Regions from separate parts of the Homo sapiens genome. Here all the other regions are linked to region 3. Evidence: chromatin contacts called from ENCODE Hi-C or POLR2A ChIA-PET data. All regions are on one chromosome and are shown on one strand. The core of a region is the stretch at or near the end of the contact, and the rest is flanking DNA. Distances in the headings are between cores, read along the strand shown. Region 1 holds the start of LINC03053 (long intergenic non-protein coding RNA 3053). Region 2 holds the start of LINC01281 (long intergenic non-protein coding RNA 1281). Region 3 has its middle 48 kb from the start of MIR3937.

Region 1 (3,360 bases), core at 401-2,900, 400 kb after region 3:
ATCTGGGAAGGGCTGCCTACGGGTAATTGGGTTTGCTCGAGTTGCCTCTATAATTAATAAGTGATTTGACTTGGAGATTGGAAATAGTCATGAAAGGAAGCCGCGGGCGTAGGGGTGTGAGGCCCAGGAGCCTCCATCCGAAATCCAAAGACCGCGGAGGAGGACGGTTTAAGGAACAGGACGAATGTGATAATATTGGCATCTAACCTTCTAGTGTTTGAGTAATTCGTTGCTTAGCTACTTTGGATAGGCCATTATTTTGCAAACTGGAAACATTTGCAAGTGGTGATATTTTGCTCTTGCCTGACGCAGGGGCTGCAAACCTACGCCGGCTCTGCTGAACTCTTCGAAATATATATGCATAAATTGTTCCTAATGAGACCATCTGTTTTTTATGGCCCCTCTGGAAGCAGGAGGAACCCGAAGCCTGCTCCGTCTTGCAGAAATCTGTGGCCAGGCAGGCCTGGGAAATAAATAGGGGAGATTAGAACGGTGTGCGTGATTTAACAATACGCAGAACGGCAAGTTCGGTGGTCGAGATGTGTGCCTCGATTCCCAGGGGTGCGGGTCATTTAGGGTGACTCCAGACATGGGGGTTCCTCCTAGGAGGCCCAGGGACTTTGCGGAGTTCCACGGCACACACGAACCTCGTTTTTCCATATCTGGAACATCGCCAGAGCCACAACGCGAAACCACGAGCCTGTAGCTGCTCTGGGGACCCAAAACAAGCACCCAGGTTGTAGGTGGTCCCCGACGTCGCCCACTATCTAGGGCCTCCTTCTACGGTGGTGAAGGGAGCTGAACCTGGGCCACAGAGGCAGAGAACGAGCATCACTCCACCCCATACCCGGGTCAGAGCACAGAGCTCATTCCGGGCCTATCCCAAAGACTGAGCTGCTCCGCGAGCGTCTGGCAGGCCCAGCGCCCCGGCCTGAGACCGCACTGAGGGTGGCAGGGCAAACACTTTTCACATTACCGCGTGGCTGTTAATTGGGGCAGTGCAAAAGACGCCGCGACTACCCCTTTGCGGCGGCGGGGGAGGGGGGAGCGGGTCAGGAGTGGGCAGTGGGGGCTGCTTATAATAGAAGGACTGCCCTGGGGAGCCTCAGATATCGGTAACCCCCATGATTAATTCATAACTCTCCACTGCGCCTGGCACCGTCTCGGGTCTTTAATCGGTTCTGAATGTCAGCGAGGCTTCCCCGACAGCCTGAGCACTGCTTTTTCAATGTGTTGAAAGTCGCTGCGCGCACACCAGGAGACAAAGTTGCCATCTGCTCCGGGGACCAAGGCAACTGGGCGCTGGGAGGGGCCTTCCTCCCGCGGCTCCCGCTGCCCCGGGCGGCCTCCTCTTCCCGGCCTGCCCCAAAGCCAACACTGTCACCCGGAACGTCCCCGCCCCCCGCCCCGGGTGCATGCATGGTGGAAACTCCGGCTTGCAGCGAAACAGAGCGCTGCGCGCGGGCGCGCAGGGAGCCTCGCGGTCACCCAGACCGAGACCTATGCTAATGAGATTATAGGCCCGGGTTGTTTGTGTGCGCGGACGTCAAAGGGGGGGCGCAGATAAAGTGTGGAAACCGGGATGACTTGGAGGGGGGAGGGGCAGGAAGCCCCAGGAGAACAAAGCTCCTGGCCGTCGGCCTCCAAAGAGTCGCAGAAGTGACCGCCACTGGCTCGTGCACAGGCGGAAGCGGGGGAGGGCGGGGGACGCCAGGCCTAAAGCGCCTCGTGGGTTTAGAGAACTCAGAGAGGGCACCGGGTGGGGGTGGGAAGAAGACTCAACCCGTAGCTAAATGTTTGGCCTTTGGCTATTTTTTAAGGAAACGAATCTCAGGGAGGTCGGGGCGCGGGGGATGGGGGCATCATCGCGCCTCGGAGATGGGAAGCGAGTTCCCCTCCGCTTTCTGGGAAAAGCCTTGTCTCCCTTCTTTCCCCTCCCCCCATCCTGCTGAGGGTTTGCGTTGACCCATCTCTCCGCTCGGGACCGGCAGGAGGACGGAGCCGCAGGGGCTGACCGCGGCCCAGAGGCTGCCCAGGGGTCGCGCTGCTGCCGGCCTGCGCTTCCGCACTCCCGGGTTCGGTGCGTCGCCTCTCGCGGCAGCGCCTCGCTTCTTCCAGACTGTAATTCCACACTCCCGCAAGCGCTGGGGCTGCGGAATCGTTTGAGGGAGTTGGAACTGCATCAGATGAGCACGCCGGGAGGTGAGATCGGGTAGGAAATAGCCGAAACTTTGAGTTGTGCGCCACCCCACCGCCCCCAACACACACACACAGGCACACACACACACACACACACACACACACACACATTTACCCTCCCCCTTCCCAGCCGCAACCTCCGCCACCCTCTCGATTCTTCAAGGTTTGCAGCCCAGTCCTGTCATATGGTTTTGTTTCTGTGCTGCTGTTTTTTTTCAGACACGAAAATTGGACACGTGGAGAATTAGCCCTGCTGGAGAAGCGCTGGGTGCAGACTCAAACAATGGTTTCCAGCGCCGAAGCTGAGGCATCACCTTCCCCACCTCCACCCTCAAATGGCAGCTGCCTCTATATACAGCGGGCACACCCCTTCACTACCCACCCCCTCCCCCAAAGCCTGGTTAGGGACCTATGTGGGCTGCACGCTCTGGAGCCCCTTGCCCGGACACAAACCCTAGGTGGGCCTGGGCTGCCCGCTGAGTAGCTCATTGCGCCTGGGATCCCCTGGGATTTAGAAGTATAGGGCTCTCTATTTTTCCCTAGGAAGGTCCTGTCTCAAAGATGCCACCCCCAAAAATTAATGTGTAAAAACCCAACCAAGCTCCAGTCTCTGTGTCCTTTGGCAAATCTATCTTTCCTAGGGCATACTTTCCTAAGCTGCTGGGACCTTGCCCCCCATCTGATGAGCCATACGCAGGTGGTCTGGCCTCTTCAGAGCAGCTTCCTTTAGTTATTGTCTTCTCCAGAGGCCCCATCCTCCACGGCAGCCCTAATCTTAGCCCCCCAGCCTCTCTGAGCCCCCATCCCACCCCCACACTGCGCTGAGCTGGCAGCAGCCACAGCTCCCCCAGGCAGTTCCTCTCTCACTGCGCGGCCTGTGCATCTCGCTGGGGCACACACTCCGCACAGAAGCTCCCTCGCCTCCTGGAGCTGGTTTCCTCTTACAGGCTCCCCTTAGAGCTGCTGGTGCTGTGACAACGCCTGCATCTCTGTGTCTCCCTGCAGCGCTGCGAGCTGTGAATCTGCCTTCTCTTCCCTTCCTGCAAAGGTCAAGCTGCCTCCTTCTCTCGCAGGGCCGCAGTTCAGTTCTGGCCTGCAGAGCTTCTACACTGCAACTTGAATATGGGAATGGGGTGGGCATCGTGCAAGGGAGCAGTCACA
Region 2 (3,130 bases), core at 477-2,976, 290 kb before region 3:
TGAGGAAACTCAGGGCACAGAAAGACTAAGGAACTTACCCAAGGTCACACAGCTAGTAGGGTGCTGAGTTCAAATTTATCCCCAGCTGCTCTAACTAATCAGCAATTAACCACTACCATAAAATGCCTCTCATTTGCAGAATATTTTAGGAGAGTTGCAAGATCAGAACTTATTTGTAAGCAGGAATTGTTCTGTTATTAAAAAACTTACAACAGAGACTAGAAAAAGAAATATATTGCTCATGTGAGTAAATATTTACATACACCAAAATATTTATGTTCATATATGTGAGTACTGCTTTCCACAGGGGGAGAGGAAAACGTGTAAATATTTACTCACTGGAAATAGCTGACAAGTAGTTAGGAAATAAGAATATTTATACTGTACATTGGTTTTGTGCTGTCAAATTGTTTCATCTGGAGTCTATGCACTAATTCCCAAATTGGACATGCAATACAAGAATCCTGAAATTGTAAATTCAGAGCTCCATTTGGAGTTACCTAACTTGGTTGTGAGACTAATTTCAAAACAAAGTTAATTCTGATTTTTCTAAATCATATTTTCTAAAAATGTACACTGCTTTTTAAGATGTCCTGATTCTTTCTAGGAGAAATTATCCTTAGGCTAAAAATCAAAGGCCCTGTCTTTATGCCCTGAGCCCCATGCTGTGGGTTCTTGCTAGGAGACATACTCTGGGGACCACTCCTGGGCCAATAGTTAGAAGTGGTTGGGAAGCAGGTCAAATAGTTAATAGGCCAGACAATGGCCCAGATTGCTAGTGACTCCCAGACAGCCAAAGATAGAAAAATTTTCAAATAAAAAAATTACATAAGTAGTTGGGATTTTGAGAGATATTATAATGAAATAGAATTCAAATAAATGAATAAATATATATTATGGACCTAGTGTACTGGCTTTGGACTGACACTTTCACATGCCACTGTGTTTAGTCCTTACTGCAGCAGATAACTTTTGTATCAGTTGGATAACCTTTAACTGCAAATAACAAAAAATCTCAGTGCAACTGATTCAAACAAAGGATTTACTCCCTCATGTAATAAGGAGGTCTAAAATGTGGATGCTCTAGGATTGGTTAATTCAGTGATTCACCTCAGTCATCTAGGTCTTATGCTCTTTCTATCTTTCCCTCTGCATTCTTGGTATATTATTTTGTCCTTGGCAAAATCGCCTCATGGTCGCAAGACGGCTGCTGGAGTTCTGGAATTCATTTGCAGATATTATAAGGTGTAATAGAAAAAGTAGAGTTTTTATCTCAATACATCTCTCTTTATCATCCAAATCTTTCCCAGAAGGCTTCCAAAGCCTTCCCCTCCCAGAGCACTGGCCAGAATTAAATTACACACCCATGAGTAACCAATCACTACCAAAGGGAGTGGGACCATCATACTTAACTTAGGCGAATCATTTCTTGTAAATTTGAGAATTAGGGCATAGACTCCAGTTCTCTGGCTCGTGAGGCCAAGACTACAGCCTGCTTCCTTTGAAGCATGTGGCCTCACTGAACAAGGAGGATTCCTGAATGACATTGAGGTTTTGTAAAAAAGGATAAAGAAGGTAAAAAGTTACCGGGTAGGCAACAGGGTCCACTGCATCCCATTTGAAACGTGGGGAAAACGAAGCTCAGAGAGGTTGTGACGTGCATTTAATAAATGCTACAGCTGCAATCCAAATCCAGAGTCTTTTTCTGTCAATACCATGGCTGCCTTAAGTATCTCCAACTGCTGTTGCTTTTATGTTACTGGAACAGTTGGGTGCGTGGGCACAACTGATGTTTTCCACTGAGCTCCCTTCTCTATTTCCTGTCTAGACGATTGTGAAAGGGCTGCTTGTGTGAATTTAATTCACTCATAGGCATTACCCACCTGCCACGGGCTACAAACCTCATTCCTCCCTCCTTCTCCAGCAATATTGTCAAGAGGCCACACTTTCCCTAGCTTGGAGATCTGCCCAGAGGAGCATCTCTGGACCTAGGCGGGAGGAGTGAAAAGCCAGGGAAAGGACTATGGCTCCTTGGCCAGCACTATTTTTGCTGCAGGTGCCTGAGCTTGTCCCACACTCTGTCTCCACCATGCTTAGATTCTGGCTTCCCAGTGCTCAGTTCCTCCAGCTTGGGTTGTATATTGCCTGTCATCCAGCTCCCTGCCCCTCTGGCCCCTGCAAAATATATGCTCCTCTTTCCTTATGATGATGTCTTCAGTATCTCTGCATTTCTGGAGCCTTCCCTGTCTCTTTGACATAGACCAGGGTGCTCCTCTTTTCAGTTTCCTTTGCCTTTAGAACATTCCTCCCCTCCCACTTAGGGTATTGTCTTATATCAGGTTGTCATATATTAGTTTGTTTCCACATTATATTGTATTTCCTGGGGATGAATCTACATCTCTTCATCTTGGCTCAGTCGGCCCCAGTGAAGATCAAAATATCTTTAGCATAGTGGCAACCATCTTCCTTGCAAGGTCTATACACATAAGTTTTTACACAGTTTTTGTGAGACTTTTAATAAGTTTTTGTTTATTAGCTAATGAAGGAAGAAGGAGATTTATTCATGTTTGTTTGCTTTGTTTATGTGTTTGGTTTGTTTGCTTGTTTGTTCATTTTTAATGCTAAAACAGTAGGAGAAGAGAGAGAAGAGAGATAAGAGAGTAGAGAAGGGGCACCATGGCAGAGGCCACTGGTCACCTGCTTAAATACCCTAAATATTTTCCCCTTCTTTCTTATTAATGGAACCTTCATTTTGTTCATGGTGGCCCAACTAGAAGTCTATATTTTGCAGCTACCTTCAGCTAAAGGTAGCTACATGCTACAGCTCTGGCCACTGAAATATAAGTAGAAGTTAGTATATGGGCTTTCAAGAAAGCTTGCATGGTAGAATCTTTTGTGCACGACCCAGATCTCTCTTGTTGATCCGAAAAGGTCTCCGTGATAAATCTCCCACATGCTAATGTCCATCTAAGAGTCTGAATTCTGGGCAGCCCAGCCCATGACAGCTCCTTAAAAAGGGAGACTCAGCCAATTGATATTTTTTGATCTTTGACCTTCTTTTTCCTACCTTGTACAAAACATTATAAAGAGGGCAGAGAGCCATCTTGTGACCGTGAAACAACAAGCATAA
Region 3 (3,001 bases), core at 383-2,882:
AAAACTCTCTAAAATACCTGGATACAAAATAATATGCTCTTTAAACCAATAGACAATTTATTTAGGAAAGATAATTGATGAGTTATTTATATTAGTCCCCAGTGTCCAGCGCCACCATCATTGAGATGAAGTGCTCAGGACAGAGTGAAATCCCTTAATTACTCTCGTATGTGTTGCGTGTTGCAGGAAAGAAAACATAATGCAAAGTGCTTATATATTTCAGCAGCATAATAGCTTGATGAAGATTTCTAAATTTTTCAAAATGTCATTTCTTTCCAAAAGATGGATTATTTCTGTTGGGGTTTAGTCTACCTAATTATTCCTGCCTTGATTACTTAACTACTCCAGATATTTCATCCCTCCATGCTCTTATCACGTTCGGTATGTTAGAAGAACCGAGGCAGCTTATTAGCACAAAGTAGACAATCCTGTTTCCTGGCAGTTAGTGTGGGCGGGTGGGTTACACAGTGGAGCACTAGAGCCTCTCCAGCGCAGCCTCTATTCACTTGCAGTGGCCTGGGCTCGTCTGAGGCATGTGCTGTCAGAACTTTATTGCCTCTCCTAGACCAGTGTCCACCCTTCCCCCATCCCAGGAGCCAGAGCACGTGAATTCCCCTTTGCTCTCCAACTCTCTTTCTTGTACACGACACAAACCTTGAGTATGGGCTCTGCATTTCTCTAGAGAGCTGCTTCTCAAACTTCAGCCCAGAGGGCTTGTTAAAACAGAATGGCGGCCAGGTGCGGTGGCTCACGCCTGTAATCCCAGCACTTGGGGAGGCTGAGGCAGGTGGGTCACCTGAGGTCAGGAGTTGGAGACCACCCTAGCCAACATGGCAAAACCCTGCCTCTACTAAAAATACAAAAATTAGCTGGGCATGGTGGTGCATGCCTGTAATCCCAGCTACTTGGGAGGCTGAGGCAGGAGAATCGCTTGAACCTGGGAGGCAGAGGTTGCAGTGAGCTGAGATCGTGCCACTGCACTCCAGCCTGGGCGACAGAGCAAGACTCTGTCTAAAAAAAAAAAAAAAAAACCAGAGTGGTGGGGTCCCACGTCCCACTCCCCAGAGTGTCTCAGTCAGGAGGTCTAAGCTGGGGCCAGAGAATATCCCAGGTGATGATGCAGTTGGTCCAGGGACCACAGTCGGAGTAAGACAATTTTTTTTCCTTTTAAAATACTTTACAAATTTCATGCTGTGGTTATTGTCTGTATTAAACCGGAAATTGGGAGGTAATAGCATTTATTTGTTTGAGTTTGTAAATATCCAGTGTCCAGCTCTAGATTCAATGAGCAAAATAACTATTTAGGTAAAAGGTAAGGACCTCACTGAGGAAGGAAGGAAGGAAGGAAGGAAGGAAGGGAGGGAGGGAGGGAGGGAGGTTGGATGGGAGGGGAGGGGAGGAAGAAAGAGAGAAAGAGAGGAAGAAAAAGATATACGCAGTTGGAAAAGCCAGATTCTAGAACATCTCTGGAAGGTGTGATTCTAAAGCAAGCACAGCTCCACGGCTGGACTACAAGGAATGTGGCTTTTCTCTGTGTTTTCCTACTGCACGGGGCTAGCAGGGGTCGATTATCCTACCAACCTGAGTCATTCTTCACTAACGCGGGGGGCGATGGGCAGAGGGCAAGCCGGGAGGCCAGTGCCTGCCCGGGGCGCACCTGTCACGCTGAGGGAGGGCAGCCCGCGCCCTTTGGCTGATCCCACTGCCTGGAAACGAGCCAGACTCCTCTGCCTTTGAAATCCTGTTCCTTGGAGCAATCCCGGCTCGCTAGGTTTAATTGTTTCGTCTCTTTTTTTCTGGTTTATGAAGCCGCCCCGCCTGAAGTCCGCCCCTTGCGCAGCGGCCCGGAAAGGTGGGAGGAGTGCAGGCTGCGCTCCCCGCTCGGGGAGAGTCGGTTCCTATTTCCTGATTATAAAGAAGCATTCTTTGGGAGCTGATGAATTGCGGCGGGGCTAGGGCCGGCAGGACGCGCACCTGTGATGCTCTGCAGCCGCCGGAGTCTGTTTATGCATCAAATGTGCCCACAGATTTTTCCTGGTGCTTGGGGAGACGGGGGAGGCGGTGCGGGCAGCCTCCCGCCCCCCCGCTCCCCCCCGCCAAACACACACACACAGGTTTGAAAGCCTCTGAGACCTTGCTACTAAAAATGTGGTCTACGGACCAGCAGCATCACCTGGGAGCTTGTTAGAAATGCAAATCTCGGGCCCGCCTAGACCTACTGAATCAGCATCTGCATTTTAATGAATCCTGGGGTAATTCCCTATTTACGTTAAAGTTTGAGAAGCGCGACGCAGGGGTCCACGGCAGAGAAAAGGTTAAGAACTCTGATCTCAGACAAGGAAAGGGAGGAAAGAGGAGGGAAAGTCCAGTCCCGGATTTGGAAGGGGGAGCGGAGGGTTAACCCTGAGGTTTACCGCTGGAGTGGAAGACAGAGAAATTAACATATGGAGTGAGTTAGCGGAGAGGTCGTTGAAATTGGGAGTAAACACAGGCAGGGGACAGCTCAGTTTGCCCAGGGGGAGGGGTGGAAAGAGAAGAGATGGGGTTAAGTGGGTGCCACCCACACTCCCAGGAAAGTTGGGTAGGTTGCATGCTGTGACCTTTGGCTCCTCCTCCCGCGTGTTTTCTGAGACTCAACCAACACATTTTGGCACGCACACAGGGTAGACCACAAAACAGCAGAGGCCAGAGCTTGAGGGCAGGCGTGGAGCCGAGGTAAAAAGCACCTGGGAGTTTCTTAATAAGCAGGCTGACGTGGTGAAAAAAATTCTAATGCAGGAAGAAAGAGAAAGCACGTGGTCATAAAAAGTGTGCCCTGGCATCCTACATCCATACCCAAGAGGACATGCCTGGCAGAGAGTGCACCCGTGGAGCCAGGGTGACTGCAATCCTCTTGGGCCCAGATCAGCTCCTGTCTGTGCCCAAGAACCAGCTCGCTCTCCATTTTCTGCACTAGGGGAGGAGAGAAGAAGTCCTGAGAGTGTTAAAGAGCAAGTAATCC

The links. A loop is a pair of places that touch in the nucleus more often than their neighbours do. ChIA-PET counts read pairs that join two places held with the same protein, here RNA polymerase II (POLR2A). Pooled maps may share reads with other maps.
Region 1: a pooled map shows a loop between it and region 3 (2.4-fold over the local background). The contact joins the promoter of LINC03053 here to the enhancer-like site in region 3. A Hi-C loop is called at or near these places in 6 of 50 pooled maps. POLR2A ChIA-PET finds 5 or more read pairs at or near these places in 2 of 52 experiments (HEK293 and activated naive CD4-positive, alpha-beta T cell).
Region 2: a pooled map shows a loop between it and region 3 (11-fold over the local background). The contact joins the promoter of LINC01281 here to the enhancer-like site in region 3. A Hi-C loop is called at or near these places in 8 of 50 pooled maps. POLR2A ChIA-PET finds 5 or more read pairs at or near these places in 3 of 52 experiments (activated CD4-positive, alpha-beta T cell, activated T-cell and activated naive CD4-positive, alpha-beta T cell).

The regions. Positions count from the first base shown.
Region 1 is chrX:40,007,600-40,010,959 of GRCh38, forward strand. It overlaps LINC03053 (long intergenic non-protein coding RNA 3053), which reads left to right and starts at 1,651. Exons shown (of 2, transcript XR_007068218.1): 1 at 1,651-2,202; 2 at 2,419-3,360. RefSeq lists an enhancer at 791-1,418.
Region 2 is chrX:39,325,636-39,328,765 of GRCh38, forward strand. It overlaps LINC01281 (long intergenic non-protein coding RNA 1281), which reads right to left and starts at 1,727. Exons shown (of 4, transcript NR_038968.1): 1 at 1,588-1,727.
Region 3 is chrX:39,611,944-39,614,944 of GRCh38, forward strand. No RefSeq gene overlaps it. Among named protein-coding and RNA genes, the nearest start is that of MIR3937, 48 kb to the right of the region's middle. RefSeq lists an enhancer at 2,628-2,827. Within about 2 kb of position 1,633, at least 5 of the 41 ENCODE cell types and tissues checked have a DNase peak (open chromatin) inside an H3K27ac peak, as active enhancers do.